Regions from separate parts of the Mus musculus genome. Here all the other regions are linked to region 1. Evidence: chromatin loops called from intact Hi-C (ENCODE). Cell type or tissue: left cerebral cortex. All regions are shown on one strand. Links, peaks and the distances in the headings refer to the core of each region. The heading gives the core; the rest is flanking DNA. Region 1 overlaps Sv2b (synaptic vesicle glycoprotein 2 b). Region 2 overlaps Sv2b (synaptic vesicle glycoprotein 2 b). Region 3 holds the start of Sv2b (synaptic vesicle glycoprotein 2 b).

Evidence for each region. Peaks named below come from ENCODE experiments on the same cell type or tissue, not always from the same donor. Only the 100,000 strongest peaks of a DNase experiment are listed, where the experiment ranks them.
Region 2: it touches region 1 in a loop (4-fold over the local background); 5 of 42 quality-filtered maps call a loop at or near these places.
Region 3: it touches region 1 in a loop (7-fold over the local background); 4 of 42 quality-filtered maps call a loop at or near these places.

What each region holds. Positions count from the first base shown.
Region 1 is chr7:75,202,755-75,213,406 of GRCm38, reverse strand. It overlaps Sv2b (synaptic vesicle glycoprotein 2 b), which reads left to right. Exons shown (of 13, transcript NM_153579.4): 2 at 6,485-7,317. The coding sequence starts at 6,867. Among named protein-coding and RNA genes, the nearest start is that of 1500012K07Rik, 100 kb to the left of the region's middle. In left cerebral cortex, for the core only: no CTCF peak of the experiment used is centred there; DNase peaks (open chromatin) are centred at 3,530, 4,000, 4,941, 5,204 and 2 more places; H3K27ac peaks cover 3,168 bases.
Region 2 is chr7:75,265,328-75,275,979 of GRCm38, reverse strand. The region is part of intron 1 of Sv2b (synaptic vesicle glycoprotein 2 b); the gene reads left to right. Among named protein-coding and RNA genes, the nearest start is that of 1500012K07Rik, 38 kb to the left of the region's middle. In left cerebral cortex, for the core only: no CTCF peak of the experiment used is centred there; DNase peaks (open chromatin) are centred at 3,863, 5,851, 7,297, 8,476 and 2 more places; H3K27ac peaks cover 6,798 bases.
Region 3 is chr7:75,301,607-75,312,258 of GRCm38, reverse strand. It overlaps Sv2b (synaptic vesicle glycoprotein 2 b), which reads left to right and starts at 2,997. Exons shown (of 13, transcript NM_153579.4): 1 at 2,997-3,385. It overlaps 1500012K07Rik (RIKEN cDNA 1500012K07 gene), which reads right to left and starts at 3,557. Exons shown (of 3, transcript NR_045814.1): 1 at 3,343-3,557; 2 at 81-191. In left cerebral cortex, for the core only: a CTCF peak has its summit at 3,788; DNase peaks (open chromatin) are centred at 6,040, 8,415, 9,257, 9,507 and 3 more places; H3K4me3 peaks cover 5,458 bases; H3K27ac peaks cover 6,046 bases.

The DNA of each region.
Region 1 (10,652 bases), core at 1,421-9,420:
AGGGAAGGCCTGAGAGACTTTCTGGTGTCTATTGATTGTTCAAATGCCAAGGTGCAATATTTGGGGTCAGTATGTCCTGAACTCCAGCAACATCTAAGCTCACAGGGACACACATGGGCATCTCTTTGGCATCTATCTGAGTTTGCTGCTTCACCTCATTCCTGTTCATGTAGAATTGATGACAGTGAGCTTCTCCTCTTCCTCCTCCTCCTCCTTCTTTCTTCATGTTTTTGAGATAGGGTTTCTCTGTGTAGTCCTGGCTATCCTAGGACTCACTCTAGATCAGGGTGGTCTCTAACTCATAGGTGCTGGGATTAAAGGTGTGCACCATCAACACTGCACAACCATTAATATGCTTGTTAAGGAACATTTGGCCAGATGTTTCCTTGTATGTTCCAGTCCTATTCCTGTTGAGTAGGAATGAGGACATGAGCCCTCTAAGCGCAGGGTACCCACTGCGTTCTTCCTTTGCCCTTATGGATCAGGGAGAATTTCTCATCATAGCCAATTCTAGCCAAAGGAACAACTACTACTGACATCTTCAAGCAGGACACCAGTGTATCAGCTCTTCTGTGCTTGCTCCTATCTCTTTCCTGAGGGATTGTCTTCTGTTAGGTCTGTGCCCTTGAGATACTACCAGAGCCCAACTAAACTTAGAGATAACCTTACATTTTATTCCCTCCCCAACCCCCATGGTGACCAGGCTATGCCTCCTAATTCCCCCTTCCAATAAAGAGTTCTTTTCGCTCCTACAAGTGGATTCTAGAAGGTGCAACAAAATAGACCCTCAAATCTAGACTCAAAATATAAAAATAGCAGTTACTATTTATAAGAGCCTGTATACATACATGTTTTCAAGATTTCCAAGGAGAAAGAGGCTTATGGCTGCTGTAGACACAGAGTTTAGTAAATTAGATGGACTCCTTTTGAGTAGGGGTAGTTCTTTAGAGGTACTCTGTATAGATTACAGCAATATTTCCATGTCACATATCTATTCTTGGACACACAATTAAATGATTTTTAGTGAGTACATTCACCATTGTAACCTAATTTGAGGATGTTGCCATTTCTTCCCGGTTTCCCAATTATGTCAAGTTCATTTGAAGTCAACATCCATTCCTACCTACCATGGCCCTAGACCACCCCTGATCTATCCCCTTATATTGTAGACTTGCTTATCCTGGATGTTTTATGTAAATGGAATGAGACAATCTGTGGCCTTTTGTAACTAGCTGGGTATCTGTCCAGTCTGTTGTATGTATCACTAACTTGGTCCTTCTTAATGTCAGCTCATACTGTACTGCCAGACACATGACATTTGATTCATGTGCTCATGGGCTCATGGACATTTGTGTTAATCCCACTTTAGAGCTGATGTAGATGCTGTGAACATGTATGTGCAAGTTTTTGTGTAAGCATATGTCTTTGTCTTGGGTACATTTTTTTTGGATTGACTTTGCTGGGCTTTCCTTAAATATATGTTTAATATTTTAAGGACCTGGCAAACTATTTTCCAAATAGGTTGAGTCATTTCTCACTCTCACCAGTGGTTTCTAATGGTTCTAGTTCATCACCATCCAGCCCACACATGCTGTCATCTGTCTGCTGATTACAGCTATACTAGTGGCTATATGGTAGTGTCTCTTTGTTGTGTTAAATAGGTTTTTGTTCAGTTCTTACAGCTTTCAATCTGACAGTGTGGGCTGTGAGTCACCAAAAGAGAATCGTGAATAAAGGAGGCACCATTTACCAAATTTATTTGCTCTTGGAATGCCCTTTGCTCTCTTAAATGAATATGTTCAAGTACTAATAGTGTTCAGACTTCTGGGAAGAATTGCATCATTTGATTACAGTATTGTTTGTAACTTTGTTCTAAACAAGTGTCTATGGCACAATGATTCTGAACCAAAGAGCCAGGCTAACATTGTAAGAGTTAAATAAAGACAACAAATGGATCAGTCCTAGGAGGTTTAGAAAAATAGTAGTTTGCAATGAATATCTAAATGGCAGTTTGTTCTCTGCACTTGGTTCACTAGCCCAGCCCAGATGGGTCCAGATTTCATGCGGAGAGAGCTGGGATCAAGCTGGAATCCTGGATATACATTTTAATCTCTAATATTCAGATAACAATCATTATATCACAGGGACGATAGTAAGATGGGATTTGCATTGTTGCTAGGAGCTGTGGTGACTGAGGTTCAGAGATGGCTTATCAAATCCTCAAGGCGACTTTATGAATGGGTGTTATACTTATGATTCCCATTAACAAATGAGGATACTGAGTCTCCAAGAGGCTATTAGTAGCTTCTACACAGGTAGCAAGAAATAGCAGTATCAGGATTTGAATCTGGGTCCCCCATACACGACAATGTCTGAGATATGTTCTGCTACCATGCCAGAAGGCAAATGGGTCAGGAAGATCCTTCCTTCTAATCACATAGAAATGACAGAGGTCTGGTAGTACTGGCAATCTAGCCGTTGGCTGTTTGGAATCATGGCTGGTTCATCTCCTCATCTTCTCACCTACAAGACATGTTCCACACATGTCTTCTGGCACATGTGTCTCCTTTGTTTCATTGTCCCCAAGCCCAGAATTTTTTTGCTCACATCCCCACCGGTGAAATCTCAGATCTTGGCTCTGCACACCCTCTCTGCTCGTTTTCAATACCTCTGTTGCATCTTTAGTGAGGGAGCAGAGCACCTGATGTTTTATTATATCTGGGACTCCAGACTATGGAGTGGAGTTGCCCTCATCAGTTAAATCTGTCTTGTAATGCCCTTAGATGTTCCCAAAGATATCTTTCCTAAAGGATCCTCAATCCATTCAAGTTGACAATGAAGATTAACCAGATGTAAGTTTCATCACCGTGGGATGATCTATGTTGTTTCAACTTTACTTTTCCATAATGGCTCAGCCTCTTGAGAATGGGGTTAAAGTGTGTCCATTTATGCAGGGCTTTAAGCACAAAGGATTCTGAGAAATGCAAGGTGAGGGTGGGGAGAAGGACTCAATTGTAGAAGTAGGATCCACTCTCTTATCAAGATGAGTTCTGTTCTTTCAAAGGGTTAAGTAATGGATACTACATATTTTGGATCAAAACTGGCCACGCCCCAGTTCCAGAGATAGGTGTCAGCAGCTTGGTTCTTTCTTACAACCATCAGGGAGAGTGTTCTCAGCCCACTTCACAACTGTTGGTGGCCTCAAGCCTGTTGTATCTTGCAGATGACACTGTCTCTGATTGTCTGCATCATCTTCCCTCCATGCATATCTGTCTCCCTGTCTCCACATCCAGATGTGCTTTTTCACAGGTCACAGTTAATTTAGGCTCCCCCAATGTCCTACGTGTGTGTGTGTGTGTGTGTGTGTGTGTGTGTGTGTGTGTGTGTGTATGAATGAATGCCTAGGCTAGAAAAAGTCACTGGATGCCTTTCTTTCTGGCTATCTCTGACACACACACATGTTGAAGCAGGATCTCTCAGTAAAAGTGGAGCTCACAGAGGATTTCACTTTCCAGCGAGCCTAAAGGCAAGGAAGTCCAAGAAGCCCCGTTTCCTATCGCCCAAGTGCTTCCTGGGCATCTGACTCAGGTTCTCATGCTTGTCCATCAAGCACTAACCCACCGATCAGCCTCTCCAGTCTTAGGCTCTATTCTTAATGAGATTACACTCTGAGATCCTGAGGGTCAGGGTTCAGTTTATCCTTTGTGAAGGAAGCAATTTAACTCACAGTGTTGCAAATGACTAATTGGTGTGTTCTCCAGAAAACATTCTGTTAAAAATATAATTACTTGGCATTTCTCAATGAGATAGAAGCGTCAAGACAAACTAAAAAAATGTTGGAGAGGGAGGCCCCTGTTATTCACTGCACTTGACATTCACCGCAGTTCTTCGAACCAGATTGGGTGAGTGGGGTTGGTTTTGACAAAGGCCTGTTTTCTTTTCACAGAGAAAGTCCCAGAATCTTTACCCAAAGTGGTATTTCCCACATATGCTTTCAGAATTGAAAATCTTTCCTTCCTGGCTCGTGACATTTTTGTGGGGCCTCCAGAATAGAAATAACAGAGCAGATCTCAGGCAGTTGGCATTCCTTCTCCATGTGACAGCATCCTGCTAACATTTCTGCTGTTTGTGTGTGATTTATTGTCCTCCCAGGGTTCCTAAATGCATGCAATGAAAACCAATTTAGAATATTAATCTGACGTGATCCTGGCCAGCCTGGCCAGTTTATTTTGTGGAGATGGTGAACATTTTTGCAAGAGCAGAGTGAGAGTCATTCTTCTTAGTATTTCTTGCTAGCTTTTTCAGTACTGTTTCTCTGAGTCCCCCAGGTGGGTGGAGGGGCTAATGAAAAATGATATTTCCAGGCCTGATTTTCACACTGCAGTTTTCGGTGTCTTTTAGAGAGAGGCCCTAGAATTCCATTCTTTTTTCTTTTTCTTTCTCTTTTTATTGGATATTTTATTTATTTACATTTCAAATGTTATCCCCTTTCCCGATTCTTCCCCCAAGCCCCTTGCCCCAACCCCTTCCTCCTGCTTCTATGAGGGTGTACCCCCACCTACCCATCCACTTCTGCCTCCCTGCCCTCGCATTCCCCTATACTGGGACATTGAGCCTTCATAGGACCAAGGGCCTCTTCTCCCTTTGATGCCCAACAAGATTATCATCTGCTACATATGTGGCTGGAGCCATGGGTCCCTCCATGTGTACTCCTTGGTAGGTGGGTTAGACCCTGGGAGCTCTGGTTGGTTGATATTGTTGTTCTTCCTATGGGGTTGCAAACCCCTTCAGCTCCTTCAGTCCTTTCTCTGAATCCTCCATTGGGGACCCGGTGATCAGTACAATGATGGGCTGCGAGCATCCACCTCTGTATTTGTCATGCTCTGGCAGAGTCTCTCAGGAGACAGCTATATCAGGCTCTTGTCAGCATGTACTTCTTGGCACCCACAATAGTGTCTGCATTGAGAGCCAGAGCTTTTTATCCTCCTTCCATGAGAAAATGCATTGTATTATTGGAGTTAGAGAGTTCCCAGAGCTAGAGTCTCTCTAAGGGTGAAGATGGGGAGAACCAGGTAGCAGGTATTGGGCAGAGAGCTCAGATTTAGAGTGTGGGCAGGGGGAGGAGTCTAGCAGCTGCTGCAAGGGCAACTGTGTGGGGTCTTTTGTGACGTAGCACCTACTGAAAGCAAGGAAAGGCAGTGGGTGCCATGTGTGGAAGGAGGCTTAGTAAGGATTGATGGCTCTGAATTTGTTGGCAGATGGGCTTTTTTTCCCTTACTTTCCCCACCTTCTCTAGTTCTCTGTAAATAGCTCATTTTCAGTCCACACTTGGGTACATGGTAAGCATCATTTGGTGATGGCTCAAATCTTGTGAGACTTGAGATTCTAGAACAGGAGTTGTCAAACTTCCTAATGCTGTGATCTGACAGTACAGTTCTTCATGTAGTGACTCCAAACCATTATGTTTACTGTTACTTTATAACTGTAATTTTGCTACTGTTATGGATCAGAATGTCTATATCTGTGTTTTCTGATGGCTTGAGGACACCTCTGTGAAAGGGTCATTTGACAACAAAGGGTCATGATCCACAGATTGAAAACCACTTTTCTAGAAGGTAGCTTGGGCAGAGAATCTACCTCGTGGGTGTTGGACTCAAGAGAGCGAACCTGTGATTCGATCTGGGTTATAAGACAGTGCTTTGCACCTAGACAATATTGGTCCCTGGCTTTCCAGAATGGAAGTAGGAACAATGATATTGCCTGAAATAATATTGACCTGTAGGCTGGATACTTGCTATATAATCTTATACATTAAGTAATATTGTCTCATGAAACATGACTCTCATGTATGACAGACTCTTTCCAAGCCTCAGGTCTCCCATAAAAATCTGGGAGATATGGCTCTGAGTCTCATATTTGACTCCTGTTCTTACCCATTTGAGCCAAGTACAAGGTCATAGAGGCCTTTGAGCCACAGTGCTGATCTCAAAAGCAAGCTGGGCTCTAGAGAAAGCTATTTCTGCATTCTATACTTCTAAATGTAAAGTGATACAATTACTTCATATTGAAGCTGGAAAAGCATACATTTTCACAAGAGAAATTGACCCATGGGATAGTTCTACTGTTGGCAAAAGCTTGATAAGTTCAAAGGAAACCCGTAACACAAAATAGCCTTGTACTGAAAAATTCCTTGACCACTTCCTTTTGAATTCCTGTATAAGATCTGATCTTTGACCTTCACCGGGTTCTTCAAAGCTCAAAGAGCTTCTCTACCCATGGTTGCATTCACTACCCTTACAATTCCTTCCTCACTTAGCTTATGTGAGTTCAAATGTCTAACCAAAATATGCTTCACCTTACACATGAAATATGAGTATTAGTAAATATCTTCATTTAATTCAAAGATCATGTCAGAATCTCAGACTTTTCTAACTAGTCTATCTATTCAGACTGTTCTAACTATTTTTTCTGTCTCTATTCCTAGGCTATAACCTTCAGGAGAAGGACAAACATCACAGCCAGTGAGCTGCCAAGCACTGCTCCGACCTTGTCAAAGAGAGCAGCTGGACCCATTTTTAGTTACTCCCAGCACAAGCCTCTGGGTCATATAAGGAGAACAGACCAGAATTTGATACTTTCCGAAGACGTTTAACACACACCAGCACAAAAGGCTACTTAGGTTGTCTTTGTATGAATTTGGTTGATTTGAGAAACAAATTGAAAAGGTGATTTTATTGAAAAAGTCTCATGAGCATGCTCACCATTTCAATGATATAATAGATGATGGTTATTGGAACAGCCCAAATATTTACCACAGAGCAAGAGATATAGCTTGAGCGGCTACCAGACAATCCCAGAACCAAGGAATGGATGACTACAGGTATCGGGACAACTATGAGGGCTATGCCCCTAGTGATGGCTACTACCGTAGCAATGAGCAGAATCAGGAAGAAGATGCACAGAGCGATGTTACAGAAGGCCATGACGAGGAAGATGAGATCTATGAAGGCGAGTACCAAGGCATCCCTCATCCAGATGATGTCAAGTCTAAGCAGACCAAGATGGCGCCCTCCAGAGCAGATGGTCTTGGGGGCCAGGCAGACTTGATGGCTGAGAGGATGGAAGATGAGGAGGAGCTGGCTCACCAATATGAGACCATCATTGATGAGTGTGGCCATGGGCGCTTCCAGTGGACCCTCTTCTTCGTCTTGGGTTTGGCCTTGATGGCTGATGGAGTGGAAATATTTGTAGTGAGCTTTGCTCTGCCAAGTGCAGAGAAAGACATGTGTCTGTCCAGTTCCAAGAAAGGAATGCTTGGTAAGTAGGAACTTCCAAAGGTTATTTTCCTTGTGACATCAAGTATATGAAAGTCAAGGAGAATATAAATGTATATATTTACATATGTATATATTTACACATACACATATAAGCACACACACACACACACACACACACACACACACACACGTATAGCTTGTCACTGTTGGATATCCTGCAAAGTTATAAGTTTTATAGTCATTTTGCCATTAAGATGTTATATTATGGACACTAATTAATTTATTAACTCAAACTTTCATAGCTAGTATCATAGCTTGTTTTTTTTCCAAGTCTTTTTGATTCGTAGCTTTCTTTGATTCCCAAATCTTGTTTTCTCGAATGACAGACTATTAAACCATCTTCCATATCCAAGTAACAATACATTTTGGAAGGGGTAAGCCAGAGGTCTGGTCCATCATGTTTTCTTTATGTGTCTTCCAAGAATCCAATAGCATCTGCTCCCAGCTCCTCTTGTACTGAGAGTTAGTGGCTGAGTGCCCATGTGGCTTGGATGACTGATGGGCTTCAGCATACCCACATGCAGAGTCCCCGTAGGCAGTTAAGTACCATGGTGTGAAGCACAGATGTATTCTGAAGGATAGAGGACCAGCTTGCAAGTCAGTTAGCAGACCAGGACTGTCAGATCCAAGCCTCAGGCATCAGGGCTCGAGGCAGAAAGGATTTTGTGAAGTTATAGAGAGGATGAGCACAAATGGTGTGGAATAGAAGAAATTTATCATAATAGAGCCATGGGTTTGTCTTGATCACCAAATGGTCTGAAAAACATATGTACCCTCTACATTTAGTGTCCAAATAGAGCCCAAGATATATGAAGCTATTGAGTACTTACCATGAACCAGTTTATCATTCAAGATAAAGAATAAGTATGGTCCCCAGGAGTTCAAAAGCTGCCCAGCACCAAATTCATTGATTCAACAAGTAGGTACATACATATTTCTGGTCTATAATATGCTGGTATCTGTGAAACAGTCTTGGATTAAAAATAGGTTTTGTGTCTTTAAAAATATATATCACAAGACAAGAAAGTCTTTATAAACACAGATTTAATAACTTCAGGGATAAACATTGGAATGTGTCTTGTGTGGTTCTAGACCTTGACTTTGGCAAAGGAGTTAACAAGCATTTATGAAAAGACTGAGATAGCAAACATTTTTGAAGCCCAGATGGCCCCTGTCACAGGTATTCAAATCCCATTCTGTAATCCAAATGATATGAAGACAGTATATAAACCAGTAGACATGATTGTGCTTCAGTAAAACTGAGACTGAGCTTGGGTGGAAGCAGGAGGACTGTGAACTTGAACACAGCTTGTGGTATTTAGTGAGACTATCACAAAATCAGGAAAAAAAGTAAGAAATGCATATATAAAGCAATATGAAGAATTGTCACCAGATGAACAAAACAACAGCAACCAAACCTCCCAAACTAGCTGAACAAAAACCTTTATCTCTGGGTCATTAAGCCTTGTCTTATACATTTATGCTTAATCTATAATGCCATTTGAATGATTAGGGCTCCATCAGGCATGACCGAGGAAATCAAAGGAGACTAAGTATATAAAAACAGATGCTTTGAGAAGCTGGAGTGTTATTCAGCTTTTAAAAGCCAATAGAATTTTTAGTTACACATGAGTGTCCCTGCATATGCATATACATACTACCCGACTTTAAATGTTAAATAGTAGGTTTTAAATCATTTATTTATTTTTACTTTTATGTGCATCGGTGTTATACTTGCATGTATATCTGTGTGAGTATCAGGTCTCCTGGAACTGGAGCTACAAACAGTTGTGAGCTGCCACTGGGAATTAAACCTGGTTCCTCTGGAAGAGCAGCCAGTGCTTTTAACTGCTAAACCATCTCCTCAGCTCCTGTGGTAGGTTTTTGATTAGGCAAGGGAAAAGAACAAAATTTCTAACTGAAACCAATCCATCTGTAACTGACTTACGCATTTTTAAGTTATCAACTTGTTTTTGTGCTATGCCCAACTGAAACCCAAGTCCCTGTTTATTCTGGCAATGTCAATGATGGTTTCATGCCCATCAGTGTCTCTGGCACTACATGCCCAGCAACCTTAATAGTAGACATGCAGTATTGTGACAGCTCCTACTTCTCCCAGGGAAAACACTGGGCAGGCGATGAGCAAATGTGGTTATGGTCTAGAGAGCCCACACTGGTACAATTTTGCCCTCCAAGTTACCAAGATGCTATGACTCAAACTGAGAAGGGCACATAGACCCTGAGCAGAGATTCCCATCTTGGGTGCCCAGAAGATTTCCTATGTAGTCAAAAAAAAAAAAAAAAAAAACATGAATCTAAGTTGATCAGCAGGGTGGATGACTGAGAGTCTTGGAGTCATCTCCTTGTAGGTTAGCCACATGGAGAAAGATTTGGAGAGCTTTATCCAAGCCCACAGAGATAGCAAGTGCCTAACAGGGCATGATGGCAGGACTGCCTGACTTTGAGGTCTGGGGTAACTCTTCTGTGCCATCCTGCTTTTTTCTTAATCTTAGGCTACAGAAAAGAAGTCATGCCCTGTGCAGCCTTCTCTCCATATGGGATCATGCTACACTGGGTAATAACTTGAGCACTGGAGAATGACCATGAGAATTTCTCAACTAACTATGTTAGTGACCTTAGGCAAGTTCTAACTCCTGTAACTCAGTTTTCCTGAGGAATAAGTAAGGATAATGACACTAATGTTGGAAAGACTGAGATGATGCAGGCAGAGCATGAGTATGGATGCTTTCTAAACAACTCAGCTCCCTCGTTTGTGCCATGACACTCTCCTGCCAGCGTGTGCATGGATTTTGATTGCACTGATACAATGGGGCAGCCTGGATGCCAGGGCCAGGCTGCTTAGGTTTGAAGGGTCACTGCTGACTCTTATTGGGGCAGCCTCAGAAAAGTTACTCAGTTGCTTTGTGCTCTGATTTCCTCACCTGTAAAACCTGGACTAAGGTGATGCCAACTCAGTAGGATTTCTGTACAGATGGACTGAATTCAACTGTACTAGATTTAATGTAGTTAACTTGGCAGGCTTACTACCCAAGCTTACAGGTGCTCAAGATATCTTTACAGCCTTTTACTGAAGTTGTTGTTGTTGTCAGTGATTGATTGGTAGTGATGAGCCACTCACACTCAGGACATCAGATCTGCTTCCATGGCGTTGGACATATCCATCAGCCAAATGATACCTTGTAGACTCTTAAGGTCAAGCAGCTTGACCTCAGCTGGAAAAGGCCTTTGTGTTCCAGAACTTTTCCTCCCCAACCTCAATTATTTTAAAAAGAAACTCTCATAAGTTCAGCCTCT
Region 2 (10,652 bases), core at 940-8,939, 63 kb before region 1:
ATGGGGAGCCCAGTAGAACTTGCTAGCATCATGTGTGTGCTAAACATTTGAAATAAGATTTGTGAGGTCGAAGAACCGAGTTTTACATTGTATTGATCTTTGGTAATTCAAACTCCAATAGCTTCATGTGCTGTGAGATGCAGCATTGGACAATGCAGCTCTAGATCTACCTTGTTAATACATGGGAGACAAGGGTGACAGAAAGCATGCTGAACAACACCTTAAAAATAACCAAGTGTATTCCAAGGACATGGGAACCAACCATCTGCTTTCCCAGTAAATAGGGTGAGGTAGTCTGGGGACCATCTAAGTCATCAAAGAAGTGATGTAGCCACCAGTGATAAGGTATAGAACCTATTTGGCACCTACTCTGAGCAAATAGACAAAATCCGTGGTAAAACTATTGAGAAACACACTCTCTCTCTCTCTCTCTCTCTCTAATGATACTACAAAATTACCAACTTTCTTAGATGTGATTAGGGTCAGTGGATTTTTAAAAAAGAGTCCTATTATTATTATTGATATAGAGTTTCATTATATAGCTCCCACTTGCCTGAAACTCTCCTTGTAGACAAGGCTAGCCTCATTCTAGAAATCTGTCCGCCTTTCTCCTGAGTGCTGGAATTAGAGGCCTGTGCCACCATGTTGGGTACAGTTCTTACTCTCGAGAGCTTGTTTGAAGGTTCTGGAATGGGAGTATAGCTACTCTTGTATCTTTGACTAAGAAATAGTTCAGAGAACACCAACTTCCATCACTAAGTGTGCAGTTTCAAGAGAGATGCCCATGAAGTGGTGAGAGAAGAAAGGGACCCTGGCCTAGTCAGGTAAATAGACAGCATCAGCTCTATGGATGGACAGGGATGCAGTTTCAGCCAAACTGCCCTCAGATGCAGAGCTCTATTGGTTTTTGTTTGTTTTTTAGTTTTTAAAATAAACACCACGGATCAATTGGAGGTAAAACCACAGGATCTGCTGCAGTGGTTATGTGAGGGTGAAGAATTTGGTCAGGAGGCAGATGATACAAGATTGGAATGAGTTGATTATTGTGGGGCTGTTTGGTGAATGCACAGAAGCCTATTATATTATTCTTACTGTGTTTGATAGTTTCCATCATAAAAACGTGAACAACAACAACAACAAAAGGAAGTAAGGGAGACTTCTAAGGAACCTCATTCTGATCTCAGATGACAACAGACACCATGGCAACAGCAACAGAAATCACTACCCTGGAGCTAAAATGAGAGCTGAGCAGTGGGCAGGGAAGAGTGTGCAGTGATAGCCAAAGAAGTACAGGGCCTCCTGCTGCAGACTCTCCCCTTTTTTGGGTCTCCTATCTGCATGGAACGGGTCTCTGGTGGCAAGTGGGCAAGGAGTCGGTGAATAACAAAACAGATACAACAGGAGAGAATGTGTTGAATCTGAGTGTATTGCCACAAAGTGAACACCAGTCTTATATAATACAGAAAACAAAGGGGTAGAATGTCACAGTAGGCAAAGTACATTGAAGTTATCTGACACAAAACAAAGGAATGACTTCAAAAGGAAGTACAGGAACCAGATAATATTTACAGTAAAGATAAAACAGCCCTGCCTAGGGTCAGCTAATGACAGGTAAGGATTTCTCATCCTAGTCACAATTTGTGCTACTCCTTTGGGCCTTGTGAAAGCTAGCACCAGGGGGTTCTGCTCTAGCAGACCTTCTCCTGAATAATGCAATACCACAACCCCCCTATTTCCTAGGCCTTGGTAAATTCTTACATATAAAGGTAACTTGGCTATTCTTTTAAGTATCTGTAGGGCATCTCCATTTGTCAGAAGTATTCACCAACTTGCTTCTATTATGCAATGTAGTCTGCTATACCTGGCTGTAATGAAGATTCTAAGTATACTTTGTTAAGCTTGCCCTGAGATTTCTAACTCTTATCCAGTAAAATACTGTAACCAAGCATGCAAGACCCTCTACGATATTGCAGAGACAAATCTGGGGCATTCTAGCTATGGGAATGCCAAGGTTCCAGGAGGCTGAGTTTCCTTGAAACTCTTTGCTTCAGGACTGCTTCCAGGTTTCCAAACTTGTAATGCGAGTCACTACTGGAGTGGATGTAGCAGCCTCCAAAGGGCAAACACAGCTTTCAACACTGTGGCAAGGATGCAAAACTGTGGTCAGCTGGGGAACAAGAAGCAGGGATTCCTCATGCTGTGCCAGCTGAAGTGACCTGCAGAGTCCCCATGTCTCCCTGATCCCCAAGAAAACAAAAGCAGGCTTTCCCTGAAGGAAATCACTTTCCATTACAGATGAGGGATTCCTACAGGCCAGAATGAAGCAGATATTTGAGAGTATTAGGATGTTTAGAGAGGCATGAAAACAAAGCCACTTTCAGGATGAAGGGAGATGCTAAATAATTCACAGGTGAAAACGGACAGCAGCAGTCACCAACCAAGACTGCCTTGGGGAATTAGATCCCATGGGATCTCTGACAATGGGGATCTTGGCATATCTGGCTTCAAGATTCTGTCTCCTCCTCCTGTTTCTGAAATTTGATGGGCATGAAAGAACTGGCTTTCACCTGGAGGTTGGTCTTAATGATCTGTGTCAGTGGCTCTGGAAGTGTGCCTCATGAGCAATATTGAGTTAGGAATTCAGAATTCTAGGCACTACCCTAAACGCGGTCAATCAGAAACTTTGGAACGAATGATCTGGGTGACTCTTGAGGCGTCAAGCATGAGAGCCACAGGGGTAGGGAAATGTTTCAAGAGCTGAACTTTAGCCACAAGGGCAACAAGGAGTCCTTAAGCATTTCTGAAGCTGGATAGCTTTTGATAAATATTTCCTGACCATTGACACGTAATGACAATTTTCTTAAGAACAATAACAGATAGTCACAGGTGTAGTGGCGAATGCTATTAACCCTAGAGGCAGAGATAGGCAGATCTCTGTGAGTTTGGAGCCAGCAAAGTCTACATAGGAGCTCTAGGCCAGCCAACACTACATAGTGAGATCCTGTCCCTAGGGGAGAGGGGAGGGAGGGAAGGAGGGAGAGGGAGAGGGAGAGAGAGGGAGAGAGAGGGAAAGAGAGAGGGAAAGAGAGAGGGAAAGAGAGAGGGAGAGGGAGAGGGAAAGAGAGAGGGAGAGGGAGAGGGAGAGGGAGAGGGAGAGGGAGAGGGAGAGGGAGAGGGAGAGGGAGAGGGAGAGGGAGGAATAGAGAGGGAGAGGGAGAGGGAGGAATAGAGAGGGAGAGGGAGAGAGAGGGAGAAAGAATTAAATTTTTTTTGAGGAATAGGGCAGAGATTTTTCCTTGAAGTAGGCTTTAATTGGGCATATATGTCTCTCCTGTATATTGGTTTGTGGAGATCCTGTGGTTAAATTCTCACACACTTCTGGTTGGAGCTAGTTCTAAGCAGGCACTAGCTCATGCATTGGGTGTCTGTCACCTGCTTATCTGTTTCTCAGATCATTACTGTCCACTTTCTTTGCCCTTCTAAAATAATATAGAGAAGAGAGCTGCTGTACATTGCTTTCCACACTGGGCTTCCTGGACCAATCAGAATTGGTTTTGCTGCATGCACCAGATATGTTTGTGTCTCAAAACATCTCCTTCTGCCAAAGGTGTGCTCGTACTAGCCCTAGCAAAATTCTTGCCATGCTTCATCGCCTGCATATCACTTTGTATTAAGCATAATTGGCCAAGTCCCTCATTAATTGTAGCCTTGCTGAGAGTTGACATCTGGAGTGATAGAACTCTGCTTTCTTATGGCCACAGGCACTGTGCAGAATTCCCTGCTGTCTCAGTTGAACATATGCTAACTCTGAGATTCTCCACACTTCCCCCAAGTTCTCTTAAAATAGAACTATCATTGTGATGGAAGTTGGACGTGCTACAAGCTCTAAGGTGGCAGGGTGGGGAATGGCAGAGAATCACATGTTCTTAATGCCCTCATCTGGAACTGGCAGTATTATTTGTAGACTTCTGGGGCTGGGGAAATGACTCAGACAGCAGAGTCCTTGCTGTTCAAAATGAGATCTTGAGTTTGGATCCCAGTACCCACATAAAAAGTCAGGGTGGCCATATGCATGTAACCACAGCATTAGGGTAGGGGTGGAACTCTGAAGCTCATTGTCCAGCCAGTCCAGTTAGATAGATAAGCTTTAGGTTCTGTGAGAGAATCTGTCTCAAAAACTAAAGATAGGTGTCAAGGAAAGACTCCTAACATTGACCTCTTTGTCTCCACGTGCATGTGCATAATCATGTACCTACATGCACAAGTGCATGTACCACACATACCCCTGACTATTTGAACCCTGTTTCCAAAGAATTCCCATCAGAAGGTCTGCTTGGAGGAATGAGAAACTCCGGTTTTGGAAGGATTCAGCCCAAATGGAGCTGTTGTTGCCAAATTCAAGCTGTTCGAGCCAGGGCTTAATGCTTTTCCTGATCATTGGCCAGTGTCACATAAGCTCTCTGGGGAGCTTTTCTTCAGGAAGACCTGGAATTTTCAGGAGCTGACAGCATTGTAGTGTGCTGTTTTACCCTGGCCTCAATCCATGTGACAGGAGAGTCTGTCAAGGTGCCCTGATGGAGAGAATAGATAGACCCTGTTTTGAAGGTTGGCTTTGTCACTTACCATTGTAGAGACGTTGACAAAATGACCAAATTTCATGAGCCTCATCTAGCTTATCAGAGTGACAGTAAGAACGGCAGCCACTCTGGGGCCTTTGGTGATGATGGAATGAGAGAATGTAGGAAAAGCACTTAGCTCATTGCCTGGCAGGATGTGTGCTCTGTAGCTAGTGCCTATGGAGGCATAACTTCTTTCTCAGAGGGTGACATTTTTGAGGGTCATTTTCTGGATGTGGGTCACATTTTGACATTCTTTTCTGCTAAGAGAATGAGATGGTTAATGTTGTCAACATGACAGGATCCAGAATTATCCAGAAGACAAATGTCTGAACATGTTTGTGAGGGAGCATCCAGACTAAATTCACACAGATGGGAAGACCTACCTTAAATGTAGATAGCACCATGCCACTGGCTGGGGCCTGGACTGAGAAGCTGAGCAATAGCATCCACCTCTGCTTCCTGACTGGATGCAAAGGGACAATTCTGAGAAGGGATAATTCTGGATCCTGTCAGGTTGATAACATTAACCATCTCATTCTCTTAGCAGAAAAGAATGTCAAAATGTGACCCATGTCCAGAAAACGACCCTTAAAAATGTCACCCTCTGAGGAAGAAATAATGCCTCAGTAGGCACTAGTTACAGAGCACAAACCCTGTCAGGCAATGAGCTAAGTGATTTTCTTACATTCATTACGCTGCCTCATGCTCCTTCTGCCATGCCTTCCCTATCTTGATGGATGGTACCCTCAAACCCAAGAGCCCAAGGCATCTTTTCGCTCTTTAAATAACTTCTGGCAGATATTTTGTCCTAGCAACAAGAGAAGTAGCTAAGACCTGGATTTATAGCACATCACATTTGGGAGATGAAAATGATAACCTTGAATGTTTATGTTTAAAAGACTGACACTCTCTAAAAGATATTGGCAACAAAGCACATAAGGTCTCATGATGCCCATGGAAGAATCCTGAAGCATTCGTGGCAGAGACATAATCATACATTGTAATGAAGAAATGTCGGGTGGCTTTTGCAGGAATACAGTGTAGACTAGATGTTAGTGGGACCTTGGAGCTCTGTGAGGACGTCTGCATCAGTTCATATCACACAGTGTGAAAGATCTGAGATTTCTCATATTTCACATGCACTTTCAAAGGTCCCTTTTAATTTGAACTTCTTGCTTCTGCTGGTTCTCCACTGCTATCATCCTTGCTATAAGAATCTTCTTGCCGTTGCTTTCCTACAGTATGGCTCTCCTGTTTCCCATGGTTCCTTCTTTGTTATGTAAGTGTGTCTAGTCCACTTCAAATGGAGAACAGTTTCTTCATCTCTCTTACTTGCTGTTCTTGGTAGTGCATGTTTTCAGGTCCCTGTTGCTCCAACTGACATTCCCAGACCTTATCAAGGGGGAAACAATAACTTTCCGATAGAAATTTTATTGCTTGCTCTTAATATGCTATTTTTTCTCATCTCCCTCCAAGACTAATATTTAAGTAATGAGATGCTGAACAAATATAGGGATGTTAGTGTGGGTGGTGGTGTTAGTATCAGGGAAAGAAACTGGGTTCAAGATTTTGAGAGTTGAGAAATCTCATGACAAATTTATCACAGAGGAAACACAAAAGGGAGGGGAAGGAGGGGAGGCAGCATTACTAAAGTGTAGCACTTCATATGATCACAGTGGTGTGTGTGTGTGTGTGTGTGTGTGTGTGTGTGTGTGTGAGTGTGTGAGTGAGTGTGTGAGTGTGAGTGTGAGTGTGTGTGTGAGTGTGTGAGTGAGTGTGTGTGTATGAGTGTGTGTGTGAGTGTGTGTGAGTGTATGTGTGAGAGTGTCTGTGTAAAATGTATCATAGTGTGAGTGGAGGTCCAAGGATACTTTTTGGGATCCAGGCTTATAACAAGCCTTCCTACCTCCTGCTGTGCCATTTAACTGACCCCTAAGTCGGTTTTAATCTCAAATTTCCACGAAACTAAAGTCCAGAAATAGTAATATATCCAAGACAGGAAATGAATGATCTGGGACCCACCAGAATATTAATTAAAACTCAAGTTTTTTGTTATGCTTAACTACTTTATGCTTCCACCATAGAAGACAGTATGTTTCCTTTAATTTATATTAATTGATTTTATTATTTTATATGCATGTATGTCTGTGTGCCACCTATGTGCCTGGTGCATGCAGAGGTCAAAAGAGGGCATCAGGTCTCCTAGAACCAGAGTTACAGATGGTTTTAAACTGCCATATGGGTGCTGAAAATCAAACCTAGGTCTTTGGCAAAAAAACAAGTGCTCTTCACTGCTTGCCAACTCTCCAGCCCTGATGAGGTCCTTTAAAAAATTAATTTTAGTTTAATTCTTGCTTGTATACATGTATAAAACCCGACGAGAGTTTTTAAAAAGAATTCTCCCTCAGAATCACTTGTGGAAGATGTATTCAAAATCAGACACCTGGGTCCTATTAGGGAAGACTACGAACCTTTCCAACTATCTCTAACACACAAGGTTTGGGGGCAGTTGGAACAAGTATCAGTGAAAGACTGTAGATTCTATTGCAGGAAAGAGAGTCTTCTGTCCTGTAAAGCACAAGGTTCTACTCATGTGAGATTTATGAGTCATGGTCAAATAAACAATTCTGCTATTTCATTCTTGAGAAAGAGAGAGCACTGAGCTGTCTTTTGAGGGCTGGAGCTATGCATGTTCTTTGCAATGACAGCAATGTGGTTACTCCAACCTTGCTTCTGGGAAACCACAGGAGACCAAACACACTCCACTTTGAAGGATTTAGCTAGTGCTCACACACCTGCAGGATCTACAGAGAAAGACCAAGGATGAGTTGGTTGATGTTGTATTTATTTTAAGAAATCAATAAGGTAAACCTCAGGACCGCTGTGTTTCAGAATCACAGAATGCTTCAATATGCTTTTTTTTTCTTGGTGTACATAAAGTAGGAGAAATCTTCACATGGATGTTAGTGGTGAGTGCACACAGCTTTGCAGAAGACTTCTAAATTTATTTATTTATTTATTTATTTATTTATTTATTCATTCATTCATTTAATCTTATTAGCTCTTCAGTTGATCTGTTCAACAACTTTTTTTTTTTTTTTTTTGAGGAAGATCTCATGTATCCCATGTTGGTCTTTGAACTGGCTATGCTGCTAATGATGATCCTGAATTCTTGATCCTCCTGTCTCTATCTCCCAAGTGCTGGGATTCCAAACATGGGCAACCTGCCTTTTTGTGGGATATATTATATATAATATATATCATAAACACATACACATATAAATTGGTTTAGTCTTCTCTATATAGATGAATACTAGTAATAAATAATGAAAAATATTGAATGCCAGGAAAAAGATATGCATTTTTCCTTATTCCTTGATGTAAGGTTTCTTAATAATTGATGCCATCTTTCTAGTGGCTCAGGGCCATCTTTGAAGAGAGATACACCACAGGAAGTGCCTAGAGAGGTTTACTCTGTTGGTGGCAAAGTGTTGACACCATGACCTCTCAAATTTTCTTCTTCCCAGCAAAGAGATAGCTCGAAGACAAGGACTTAGCTTTTTTTATCTTGGATGTAAAGTTGAGCCTTTTTTGGCTGCTGGCCTGTTATTTTTCTCTCTCTTTCTCCTTTAAACCAGGAAGGCACTATAATTAACTCTAGCTTGTTTCTAATGGGATAATTAATGTGTGCCTATAGGAGATTGCTGTTTCTCCTTAAGGTGTGATGAATAGGATTGGTTTTCATGAAAGCCACTTAGAACACCAGCAGATGTAGCAATTGGCTCTGGAGAACATTTACACTGAATGGCAAGACAGAACTAGTGCTTCTTGGCGAGCTTCAGCAGGGATTAAAGTACACAGTCATTCCCAGACTCCTTCTGGGCTCCCTCTTTGTGGGCTTAGAGGATGGTGAGCAAGCGGGAAGCCACCCATGCACTCAAACCAGTCAGCTGTGGCTCTGAATATCAACCTATCACGACTGTGGGGTTACTAGTAAGACCCTTAACCTTCAATCTTCTTTGTTCACCCATAAATGTGTCATAGAATTACTGTGGTCTGAGTCATCTCATTTCACATTTGGGAAGCTTCTGCGATTTGTAACTCAATCCATGATCCTTCAAGTTGGCTATGAGCCATTGTCCAATTGGACACTGAACTCTCTACTAGCCATATCTTCAATGCCTAAGACTTTATATTTATTGAATGGAAACAATTGATCTTAGTTCATCAGCAATTGCTACAGTAGTGGAGAAGTTAGTGTTGGGCTGTGGACAATTTTTAGTCATATGCTTTTAAAGGAGCTTAGACCTACCATCTAGACTTCCTTAACATCTTAGCTGAGTGTTGGGCTTCGCAGCCCTTAAACGTTATCACTGAGAACTGAGCTGCCTTGTCCTGCATGGTTCTTTTGGTCCTGGCATCTCTGCAACTCCCTTAGATGTGATATAAAGATGAATCACTTTAGAGATGTGCTGGCTCCAAACCTTGCTTCTGCTCTTCTTCCCTAGAACAGGGGAATCTCTATGTACTCCGATTAAGGTCTACATCTTTCCTTCCATCTCTTGAGATACTCAGTTCATACTTAGACTCATTTCCTAGCAGGCATTGGAAACACACAAGTAGAAAAACATTGTTCTCTCCCTGGCCAGAAACCCCTCTGATATGCTTGAGCAGAACTTCGTACTTGTCTGAAGAGGAGAAAGGAGAGTTAGAATATTAGACTGGGCTCAGCAAAGATGGCTAGAGCTTCAGGGCTCAAAGGGATATTGATTCCCTATAGTTGGAAGACAATGAGCAGGTATTGTCACACTGTTTAAAATGGGTAGAAGAATGGAAAAACAGAATTTCACTCATTTTTTTCCTTCCTTCGTTCCTTCCCACCCTACATTTCTTTCTTTCTCCCTATTAACAAGGATTAAAAAAATTTCAAGCTCCTTCCATCCAATGTGTTTATTTCCATGTACCATCATCTAAATATCTACAGCCACCTGTGCTTTGATCCACGAGACGAGTCTTGATTGAACTGTTGACTTTTCAACATGAACCGAGACTATCTGAGGTCTCTCCATCTTTGATGTGTTTGGAATGGAAAGAGAGGAATATTATGCTATCATATTCAAGTTCAACTTAGGGCAAGGTAGTGCTACCTATTATTTTCTGATCAGGAAACTGAGGCACAAAGAGGGATTTACTTCAGTGATACAACTGGAAAGTTCACATGATCACATCACAGGGATACCTAATGATGAAACCTCCCCAATGCCTGCTGGGTTTTCCTTGGAATATGCCCTTTCCAGTACTCAATATGACTTAATAATGATATAATTGTATGCTTCCTGAACTGACTCAAACCAGGCCAGTGGCTGAAAGCTGTTTTTCTGACGAGGAATGTCTTATACAGACCTTATTCTCTCTCTCTCTCTCTCTCTCTCTCTCTCTCTCTCTCTCTCTCTCTCTCTCCCTCCCTTTCTTGTTGGTATGCTCTGAGAGTCATGCCCCTGATTCAATCTAATCCACTCAGTTAATGGTGGGCTGAATCATATCCCCCGATGTATTGCTATTTTCTCTTGAAGGATGAAAATGTTAAGATCTGCATTAGAGAAACAAGATGTGAATAAAACTTGGTTTTCTCATCCTCTGTTATTAAAGTTGACATGGAAATGCACCCGGAATGTTTCTCTTCTTGCTTTGATCTTTTACTGATCCACAGACTTTCCTAGGGAAGGCACAGCTCTCTGGGTTTGTACTGAGTGGGCACTTGACCAAGAAAGCAGGCATCAATCTGACTCCAGTTTTGGTCTTGGGAACTAAGTCCTGAGGCTCACAGAGGCTGTAAACTCATTGCACAGTCATGTCTGAGCCGTAGGTTAGCAGAGTAGCAGAGCCTGGAGTGAGCAGAGAGCAGATGCTTGCTGGGAACAGAGACAAGAGAACAGATGGCAGTGTGGGGAGGTAAGTCGGAGTGCGGCCTTGCCATCCTTCCACTTTCCAGAGAATCCTGTGATTAAACTAAAACCCCCTTCTCCCGGGAGG
Region 3 (10,652 bases), core at 1,523-9,522, 99 kb before region 1:
ATAAAATATCCATGGAAGGAGTTGCAGAGACAAAGTTTGGAGCTAAGATGAAAGAATGGGCCATTTAGAGACTGTCTCACCTGGGGGTCCATCCCATAATCAGCCACCAAATGCAGACACTATTGCATACGCCAGCAAGATTTTGCGAAGGGATCCTGATATAGCTGTCTCCTGTGAGGCTTTGCCAGTGCCTGGAAAATACAGAAGTGGATGCTCACAGTCATCTATAGGATGGAATACAGGGCGCCCAATATACGAGCTAGAGAAAGTACCCAAGAGCCGAAGGGGTCTGCAACCCTATAGGTGGAACAACAATATGAACTAAGCAGTACTCCCAGAGCTTGTGTCTCTAGCTGCATATGTAGCAGAAGATGGCCTAGTCTGCCATCATTGGAAAGAGAGGCCCCTAGGTCTTGTAAACTTTATATGCCCCAGTACAGGGGAACGCCAGGGCCAAGAAGTGGGATTGAGTGGGTAAGGGATCAGGGTGGGGGGAGGGTATAGGGGACTTTTGGGATAGCATTTGAAATGTAAATGAAGAAAATATCTAATAAAATGTGGGGAAAAGAGAATATTAAGAATCCCTTTAAATAAATAAATTCAAAAATTGAAAAAAAAAAGAACCACTATTTAGGCACATGGTATTGGCTTAAGTGTGTAATGGACTTTAGGCATATTGCCCTCTACCCCTTCTCTTCTCACCCTTCCTTCCCCCAGTAGTGCCCTATTCTCCCAAATAGGTTTTAATGCTTATTTCTTTGAGGTTGTCCGCTGTCTTTCACACGTTTATGAATGTGGAATCCACCACATGTGCTTAGGGTCATTTGTATGAGCTAGGGTGGGAGCTTTATTTACCAGATCAAGAGCAACTTTGCATCAGTGACACCTCCGAGGAATAGGACTCTAGCAGCAATTATCTGCTGATAGCTCCCCGGGGAGCTATTATCTAGGAAGAGTATTTCCATTCAAACTATTTTTTCTTTTGTAGCTCACAAAGTCAGTATTTCCCTTCGTCTTCATCACTGAAATAAATGTCAATCTAAATATACACATCTAAAACTTTGAAGTAGGATTTACATCCACATTCACATGGTATTTGATGTGTCTATATAAAACCAGACACCATAAATGAGAGAAAGCATGACATTAGTCTTTCTGAGGTTGACTTAGTTTAATCTGATTATCTCTAGTTGTATCCATCAGCACATAGACTTCTGAATCTACTTTAGCCTTTGTCTTATTGAAGGTTTTATTGCTGTAAAGAGACACCGTGACCAAGGCAGTGCTAATAAAGGAAATGTTTACTTGGGGCCAGCTTACAGTTTTAGAGGTTTAGTTCGTTATCCTCATGGTAGGGAAGTATGGCAACGTACAGGCAGACAGGGTGCTGAAGAAGGAGCTGAGAATTCTACATCTTGGTCCACAGGCAGCAAGCAGAAGGAGACTGGGTGCCACACTGGGCATAGCTTGTGCAGAAGAGACCTCAAAGCCCATTTCCACAGCAACACACTTCTTCCAACCAAGCCTCACTTCCTAATAGTACCACTTCCTATGGTTCGGCATTCGAACACACCATACAGGGCATCTGCATAACTTCCTAATTCTCTGGTATGTGTAGGTGTTCATAAATTCCTTGAATTACTAAGGAAATTATCTGGATTGTCCTTTCAAGTTCTCACTCAATGGAATGGGTAGAGGGGAATGGATCAGGTGAAGCATGGAAGCTGTTGATGTCAGTGGGGAGACACTTTTGTTCACTCGACGAGGAAGAAGTGTTTCTAAGGACAAAGGGAAGCCAATGGCCTGGTTTTAGTCAGGAAGGAACCAAGATTAGACTTACACCTTAGGGAACAACTATGGGAGGGGAACTAGGGAAGCCCTTGCAAGGTGGTTCAGGGTCAAGCCCAGGCTAAGAAAGAGGTGGGGAGCTGAGAGAAGCCTTCTGTAGCTGGAGGGGGTGATAGAAGTGAAGAGCTTGGGGAGGCAGAAGTATTGAGTGGAGAAAAGGCAAGATTCTTCTCTTTTGCCTCCACTTTGACATAATTAGGTACAATGGTTGGTTTTGTTAACAACACACACCTACACACATATGTGAAGAGCAACTTCAGTTGGGAAAATACCTTCATCAGATTGCCTGTAGGTAAGTTTTGTGAGGGCATTTTTTTTTTTTTTTTTTTGTTTTTAAATTAGAGACTGATACGGGAAGTCCAGCTTACTGGGAATGGTGCCAGTCCTGACCAGGTAGTCCTGAGTTTAATAAGAAAGGAGACCTAACATGCCAGTAAGCAGTGTTCCCCAGTTGCCTCTCCCTCATTTTCTGCCCTGACTTCCCTCAATGGATTGTGCTGGTGATACGTAAGTTCAGTAGACTCTTTCCCCACCAAACTGCCTTTGGTCATGGTATCGTTCTCATAGTTGTCCTTCTCACAGTTAGAAAAGCAATTAGGGAAGGTACTTAGCAGACACTACAGAAGACTAGGCCCCTGTACTGTTGTTTAATTTGGACTTTGAACTTCCAGGGTGACTTCGTTCATGACTTTATTTCCTTCTAGAAGGAACCCTATGCTTTGGGAAAATCTTCCCAGGCTGGCTGCATTGTGTTTGTGAGCCGGGTGTGTGTGTGTGTGTGTGTGTGTGTGTGTGTGTGTGCGCGCGCGTGTGGCATTGGTAAGAAGGAAACAGCTAGAGCCTTTCTCCAATATATTAAACCCTCCAAATTTTCCTCATCCCCTCCCCACCCCCCGGACCCTCCGCTGGCCAAGCAAGCTCTTTTTCAGTTCCAAAGGAGTTAAGAAGACCAGAACGATTTGTCAACATCTATTATCTTGGGTAGTTTGGGGATGGCATAATCCGAGGACACCCCCAGTCCAAGACCGAGCTTGGGGACAGAGCTTGGAGTCTTATGCGCCTTGGCGCCTTAGGTGGGAGGGTGGAGAGACCAAGATATTTATAGTCAGTTGGGAACAAACCTAATAGAATAAGACGTTTGCAGGTCTGTTCATCCGCAAATCCAGAAAGGGCGGGTCCGGGGAGTGGGCTCTGGCTCCCCTCCAACCTATCCGGAACTCCTCTCCTTGGATCTGAAAGGGAGTTAGAAGCAAAGAGCTTTCCGCAGTGAACACAGTGCCTGGACTAGGCTCTGGCTGATCCTTCTAAATAGACTCAGGAGCCCCGGGAGGGCTGGGGTGCTGCAGGGTGCTGGGAGCGCGCTGCACAGAGGCTCTGCACAGCGGAGGCAGCAGCGAAGGCGACGAGGGCGCGGCGATGCAGGTGTGCCCTAGGGAGAGCCTGCCTCGGTTGGGATTACCAACCGCGTTAGCCTGAGCTGCCGCCCAGACTTACGGTGTTCGGCTGCTGACCGGCTCGCTGCGGATTTTCCACCCAGGTAGGGGACGGCGATTCTCGCGGTGGTGCGGGGCTCCCAGGCCTGGCATGCTGAGACCCGTGCTGGGACCTCTGGGTGCGGTTGTTAGGAAAAGCCTCAAAGGGCAGCAGAGTTGGAAAGCAGCGCACCGAAAAAGGAGCACTTGCTGCTGCCCCGGGCTGCGCGCTTCTTTGAACGTGGCCTTCCCCAGGACTTGGAGTGAAAGCACATGAACTATTGGCGCGGTAAATAGTTTCCCAACTTGGGCTACTGACATTTATAGCTGCTTTCCACATGCTTCCTGGACATCCCTTTAGTTCAACCTTACTCCTCGTTGGCTTTTTCTCAGAGAACAGATTAAATACGTGCCCACACCTGCTGGCTCTGGACTGGGGTTTGTGTGTGTTTCTCTGTGTTGAGGGCGCCCTCCGCGGGCGTGGGAGCCGTTTCTTAGGGACTTTCTTTTTTTTTTTTTTTCTGGATGGATTTTTAGCGCAAGGAAAAGAACATGATTTGTTTTGCAGGGATGGGTGAGCAAATGCCGTTAGCTAGGGAGGAGCAAGGCGCTGCTGTTCCCTCCGCAGCAGACCAGTGGTAGATTTCTCATCTGTCGGGTACAGCAGATCCAGCTGCCCAAATGCTTTTATCTTTTATCCAGAAATTGCAGATGCAAACAGGCTCCGTTTAAAGGTAACTTGATGCAGATGTGTTGGGTAAGGTAGGGTGGGACGCTGTGGGATGCTTGCTGGTTTCTAAGCCTGTTTGGAAGGTGAATGTGGGTGGCTCTGGGTCTCAAGGAGGGGCAGGTGAGGGGTGAGAGGTGTGTGGATGGTGGGGAACTAGACATTGCAACCAGCTTGGCGGTCTCTTCTATGCTTTCCCTTGCCCTTTGCAGAAGAGGCGGCTTGCTAGAAGATGCAGTTGATATGGTGAGTGAGGCACAATCTGCGTCTTCCCTGAGTCAGCAAATACTTGCCCAACGGTTTTATGTGTCAGAGGTGGCATTGATCCTTAGGGATGAAGAGGTGATGGAAACAAAATCCTAATGTGGCACAGGCTCACACCCGGTGGGGGACAAACACCTGTAGTAAGGAGGTGTGACCAGTTCGGGATTGGTTTTGTTTCTTGAGCCATTGCTCTTGAATATCCTGCAACCCTCTCCCATTCCATCACCATCACGGCTGATGGGAAGGCAGAGCTGATGTTAGCAGAACAAGACTAGTGTCAAGGAGGCACTCTGAAGGCTGCACTGAGGGCAAAGCACACCAATGCAGGTCCGGCTTTTTACTTTTGTTCTCTTGATAAGTATTTTCTCTAAGTTTCAGGACAATGGAGTATTGAAATAGCTTTTCACAAAGGCAGGGACTCTTGCAATTTCTAAGGGAGTTTCAGAGCAGATCAACTTGTGGGACAAAAAGCCAACATTGTTGGTGGGTTATTTCTTTTGCCAGAGGTGTGCCTTACATGCATTTTGTAACTGAAAGCACCAGGTGTTTGAATAATAACCTGGCACACTGTGGGTAGTGTGGCCTTGACTGCTCTAAGAGAGCTGGTCTTTGGCAAGTATCTTAGCCTTTCTTCGAGCCTTGATTTCATCATCTGTAAAATGGAAGCAACGACACTGTCATGATAAATATGTAACACACACACTTAAAAGTATTTGCTCATCGTTTAACAATCATCATATAGTGATCATTTGGCATGAAGTTGCTACTTAAGTTTGTTCATTGAGTTCCTACCATGTGACAGGCACTTCTCTATATGTGGCAACTGTAGCATTGAGCAAACTGTGTGTGTGTGTGTGTGTGTGCAAGTGTATTACTGAACAAATAAATAAGTATTTAGTATTTTAGCCCAGGAGCTGAGATGGAGAAAAATAAAGTAGAATAAGAAACATGAGAAGTGCTGCAAGTTTTGGAGTGGGTTTGTTATCTATCTATTTGTCTATCTGTCTGTCTATCTGCCTGTCTATCTATCTGTCTGTCTGTCATCAACTCTATCATCTATTTGTCTATCTCTTTCCTATCTATCTATCTATCTATCTATCTATCTATCTATCTATCTATCTATCCTTCTATCTATCTATCTATCTATCTATCTATCTATCTATCCTTCTATCTATCTATCTATCTATCTATCTATCTATCTATCTATCTATCCATCCATCCATCCATCTATCTATCTATCTATCTATCTATCTATCTATCTATCTATCTATCTATCTATCTTTCTACCCTTCTATCATAATCATCTCTATCATCTCTCTGTCTATCTCTTTCATATCTATCATCTATTTACCTATCTAATCTATCATCTATCTCTTTCATATCTATCTGCTATCTATGTGGTCAGAGAGATAGTTGATAATGAGGGCATCTTGACCAACTCTGGTGAGAGTGAGGGAGAAAGCCAGGCGGTATGAGTAGAGTAACAGAACCTGCAAAAGCCTGAGACAAGAGACAAACACATAAGAGAACAAGAAAGAGACCCAGGAAGCCCAGTTGTGTGAATGAGGGGGATGGTGGTGAGAACTGTCTGAGGATAACATGAAAAGGTCACTGCTGTCTTGCTTCATGATTTCTGTTTATATATTTGTCGCTTAAGATACAGCACTGACTTCTTGTTTAAGGACTTGGCTGAGTTCCTAATCTCCGTGTTTAAAAGAAGGTTATCTGGTAGGAAGTGGTACTTGGACAGTTCAAAACAGGATCTAATGCAGCAAGCCAGAGGGATACATCTCTGCAAGGCAAGCTCGGTGACTCTGATTCCTAGCCCCCAGATGGAGGACCGTGTTTACACCTGTTTCTTTTCCAGACGAAGCAGAGTCACCTTTAGTGAACAGTCCGGCAGGTGTTGTCCCCACTAGCTCATGTTCTCTTTTCTTTGGCAAGAATCTCTGTGGTTACGGAAAGGATTGGGATCATCTGGAAATATACTGACCTTCAGTGCACGATGGAATGCATTTACGTATGGCTGGATGGTGAATTTATTTAGGGCTTCCATCCAAAAGCTTAATATAAAGATCACAGCTTGCTGCTTTGTCCTTTGGAGAAAGCAGTATGGGGGGGGGGGGATCTGAGGACTCTATCAGCTCTTTGTGGTGCAGTAAGCCTACTGCAGTGTTCCATGAGTGAAATGGGCGAGGGGGAGATTGATGGCTGAAAACCTTGTGAAAGCATCTGTGAAATAGGATGGGGGGAGGCTGGGTCAAGGTCAGGGTGGCTGGTCATCACCCAATTCATCTCAGAAGAGAGCATTTACTTCTCATCCAAGGTCTGCCTCTCAGTTATACTCTTTAGTCTCAGAAACCTGATCTGTCTCTCTGGGCTATGTCAGAATAGCTTTGTTCCTCTGCATGCCACATTATTGATCCTCAGTGGTGGAGACAGTTTGTTCTATGGCCAGTGTATGTAAGTCCTGCAGACCCCCATTCATGACGTCCAAGCTACAGAGAGCAGAGCTGCTTAGAGACCTACCTGAAGAACTGGTCACACACTTTAAGGTTTGTCTTAAGAGAGTATAGAGTAAACCACCCTCAAACTCAGTGACCTTGAACAACTAGCATTTATTATTTTCTCTCATGTGTATGGAGTGGCCAAGAGATCTGTCTGAGTTGTACTTGGTTGATTTCTGCTGTGCCTGTTCATGTGACTTGGCTCTGTTGATGGAGAGTTTGAAAAATGGCTGCTTTGGGATGACCTGACTTGGGATGACTTGGGCTCTGACCATGCTTGTCCCTCTTCTCCCTGTATAGCTGGGGCAGGTTCACATGGCAGAGGCAGAGAATCAGGAGAAAGTGGAAGTGTATGGGTTGGGCATGTAGCTCAGTGGGTAGACTGCTTGCCTAGCATGCACAAAGGCCTCTATTTGGTCTCCATTACCATATAAACTGGGCACGGTGATACAGGTATGAAATCTCAGCAGTTAAGAGATGGAGGCAGGGTATCAGAAATACCAAGTCATCCTTTGCTACATAGCAATTTCAAGGCCAACCTCAACTATGTAAGATCTTGTCTAGAAAAATAGAAGAGAAAAAGGAGGAGGAGGAAGAGGAGGAGGAGAAGAAAAAGAAGGAAAGAAAAAAGGAAAGAAGATGAAAGTGTGCATGGTCTCTCTAAGTCTAAACTTATATAGCTGACGTACCATTCTTGATCCCCATTTATTAACAAAAGCACTATACAAGGAAGCCCATGTGAAGGTGTAAAGAAATAAATTTCACTTCTTCAGTTGATCTTAGCCAAAAAGACCGAGGAGCGATTATATTCAGTATTGCAAAGAGCAGGGTACAGTGAGGGGAAGAATTTGGAATGTGTGGTTCTTAATACATTAAGTTCCCTTGTGCATGGAGGGGAGAAGTGTTCAGGAGCCCCTAGCTGAGGAGCTATTGACAGTTGACAGTTTTCTTTAAGGGTGTGGTTCCCATAGGTCATCTGTGCTCTAGTGGACGGCCCTGCACCAGAAATCACATGGGCAGCACACATTGGACTCAAAAGATAGAGAAACACACACACACACACACACACACACACACACACACACGCGCACACACACAGAGAGAGAGAGAGAGAGAGAGAGAGAGAGAGAGAGAGAGAGAGGGAGAGAGAGAGAGAGAGAGAGAGAGAGAGAGAGAGAGAGAGAGAGAATGAAGTAGGGAGGGATTGGGTATAGGCATTGGAACTGAGTAGTTAGGGGAAGAGTCAGGGGTGAATATAATCAAGATACATTGTATGCATGGATGTAAGTCTCAAGGAATTAACAAAAATACATTAAAAACTAAGTTCCTGTGGCTAGATCTCCTTTCTCTATTGACTCAGTTTGGATGGATAATGCTTATGGACTGTCTTTTTTTCCCCATATTTATATGCATCTTTAGACAGTCATTCACTAAATCTTGATTGAGTGGTTTTTAGTTCCAGGAATGTCATAGGCAGGACATGCATCAGTTGAGCATAGTGCAAGTTCTACCTCATGAAACATCCATTCCAGTCAGGGAGGCATATCTATAAATAAATACACGAGTATGTGTATGCTGGGCTAGGCAGTGAAGGAACACCGAACAGGGAAAGGAGGAGGGAGATATTTGAATGGTGTTGGGAAGGCACTACAAAGTAAGGGGTGGGAATCAGGTAACTGATTGGACAGGTGTGAGAGAAACAAAAGAGTGAGCCACTATAGACTGTTCAAAGCAAGGCAAACGAATGCAGAGGTCCTGAAGCAACAGAGTGCTGGAACATTTCAGGGACGGGAAGTAGGACTCTGTAGAAAGGACAAGATGAGAAACAGCCAGCACAATAGTTGATGGTATCAGCGGAGTATCCTGAAGTCAGACAGTTCAGGGCTTCGAGTGGACTTGGGCTTTGACAGAGATGGAAAGTCCCTGGACATTTCTGAGTACGGGCTGCTTTATCTGATCTATGTTCCATGGTGACCGCTAGAGCTTTAGAGCTTAGGCTAAGGAATTCAGTCAGGGTGCAACCTCTGTGATAAGAGATAGAGATGTGGGAAGAGAGGATGGTGGTCTAGATCAGATGGGATGGGGGTTGTGATGCTGAAAAGCAATCAAGTTCTGCATATATCTGGTGGTAGAGCAGACACGATCTCTAATGAGTTACACTTTGGGTGCGAGAAAGGAGGATTCATTATTTTGAGGTAAGGGACAGGATAGATTAGCCATTCCTGCTATTGAATATGAGCCGCTGGATAGTCAGTGGAGAAGTCACGTTCACAAATGTATCAAGAGTTCAGAGAAGAAGCCCAGGACGGGGACTTAAGTTCCAATCACGCCAGCAAGGTCTGCATTTGTCCCCTCAGTGAGCTGAGTCACTGTTATGTGGCCAGGGTCCAGATTCTGCCAGCATGTGCTCAGTGACTGTCTGTGGGGTGACTGAAAAGAACAGTTTCACTAGAGGTAACTGTAGGCTTGTTCTGCTGGGCCTTGAAGTATAACTCTGAAGAGATCTCTCTTCTTCTCAAGGTTTCATGGGAGACTTAACTGTAGAACTTGGGGAGTGAAAACAGGCTTTAAATGTGAGGGTTTCAATTGCTTATGTCTTATAGAAAGAAACACGGATCAACAAGGCTGGAAAGAGAAACACGTGGAAACCAAAAAATAGCTCAGACTTAAAAAAAAAAAATAAGGAGAAAAAAAATTCCTCCAGGGAGAAGTGGCTGAAATTCAGGGGTGTGATGTTCTTGGATTATTATTGTACTGCTTTTAATTTGAGATGAAGCAGAAGCAGCAAGGAAGAATTTTGGAAGGAGGAGAAAGTTATTTAAGTCAGCTTATGCTGAGTGAAAGCATGTCACCAGCTTACTTGAAAAATCCCACTTCTACAGTATCTAGCACAATGTGTTTCTGTTTATAAAAGGAGAGACATAGGCAGTCTTTATTATTGGAAAATGAGAAGGTTGGAAGGGGATCTATCCCAGGCTATGTGCTTCTCAGTGACTACTCAGAGACCAGCTGATTTGGGGTGAGCATCAATTTTGTTTGTAATATCTATGGTAGGAGGACTGGAATAAGAAAAAGTAGGTACTGTAATTGAAAGTGATTGTGTGTGTGTGTGTGTGTGTGTGTGTGTGTGTGTGTGTGTGTGAGAGAGAGAGAGAGAGAGAGAGAGAGAGAGAGAGAGAGAGAGAGAGAGAGAATATGGTAAAGAAAGAATGGAAACCTATGGTTTAGTTTTAGTTTATGTGAGAATAATTGCCATTACCCTCTTAATCAGAGCACCCCTGGTTACTCTAAGAGATCTTCAACAAGGTTGAGATTCTCTCATAGAGAGCATGAGAATGGTCATTTGACCCTCATCTGATGTTCTAGCCACCCAGTTCTGTACCATGTCTTTTCCATTGTATGCACTTTGCCCCAGCTGTGCATGATCTTATGGTCTTAGGATGCAGAGGTTGGAGATATTAAGATGGAGAGATGTTGAGGTCTGTGCTCTGAGGTTGGCACATTGACTGAATAGGTGAACACCATCTATATAGCCATGGGAAGTCATTATTCATGTTGAGGTGAGACCTTTAGTGATGTGGTTGTTTTGGAGTCTCCTATTCTCCTTTCAGTAATCTTTCACCTATGCTTTTCTGTATGTAAGCCTCATAAATTTATTTGTTCACCATGTTCAACTTGGGGGCCTCGTCAGGGAGAGCGGACTTTGTTTATATCTCTAGGGAAAATTCACACAACACCCTCAAAGTTTCCTTTGCCTTGCCTTCTGGTGTGATAGAAATGAGGTGTTGGAACCTTTAAGAGGTGGAGCTTATGCAAGGTAATTAGCTCACAGGG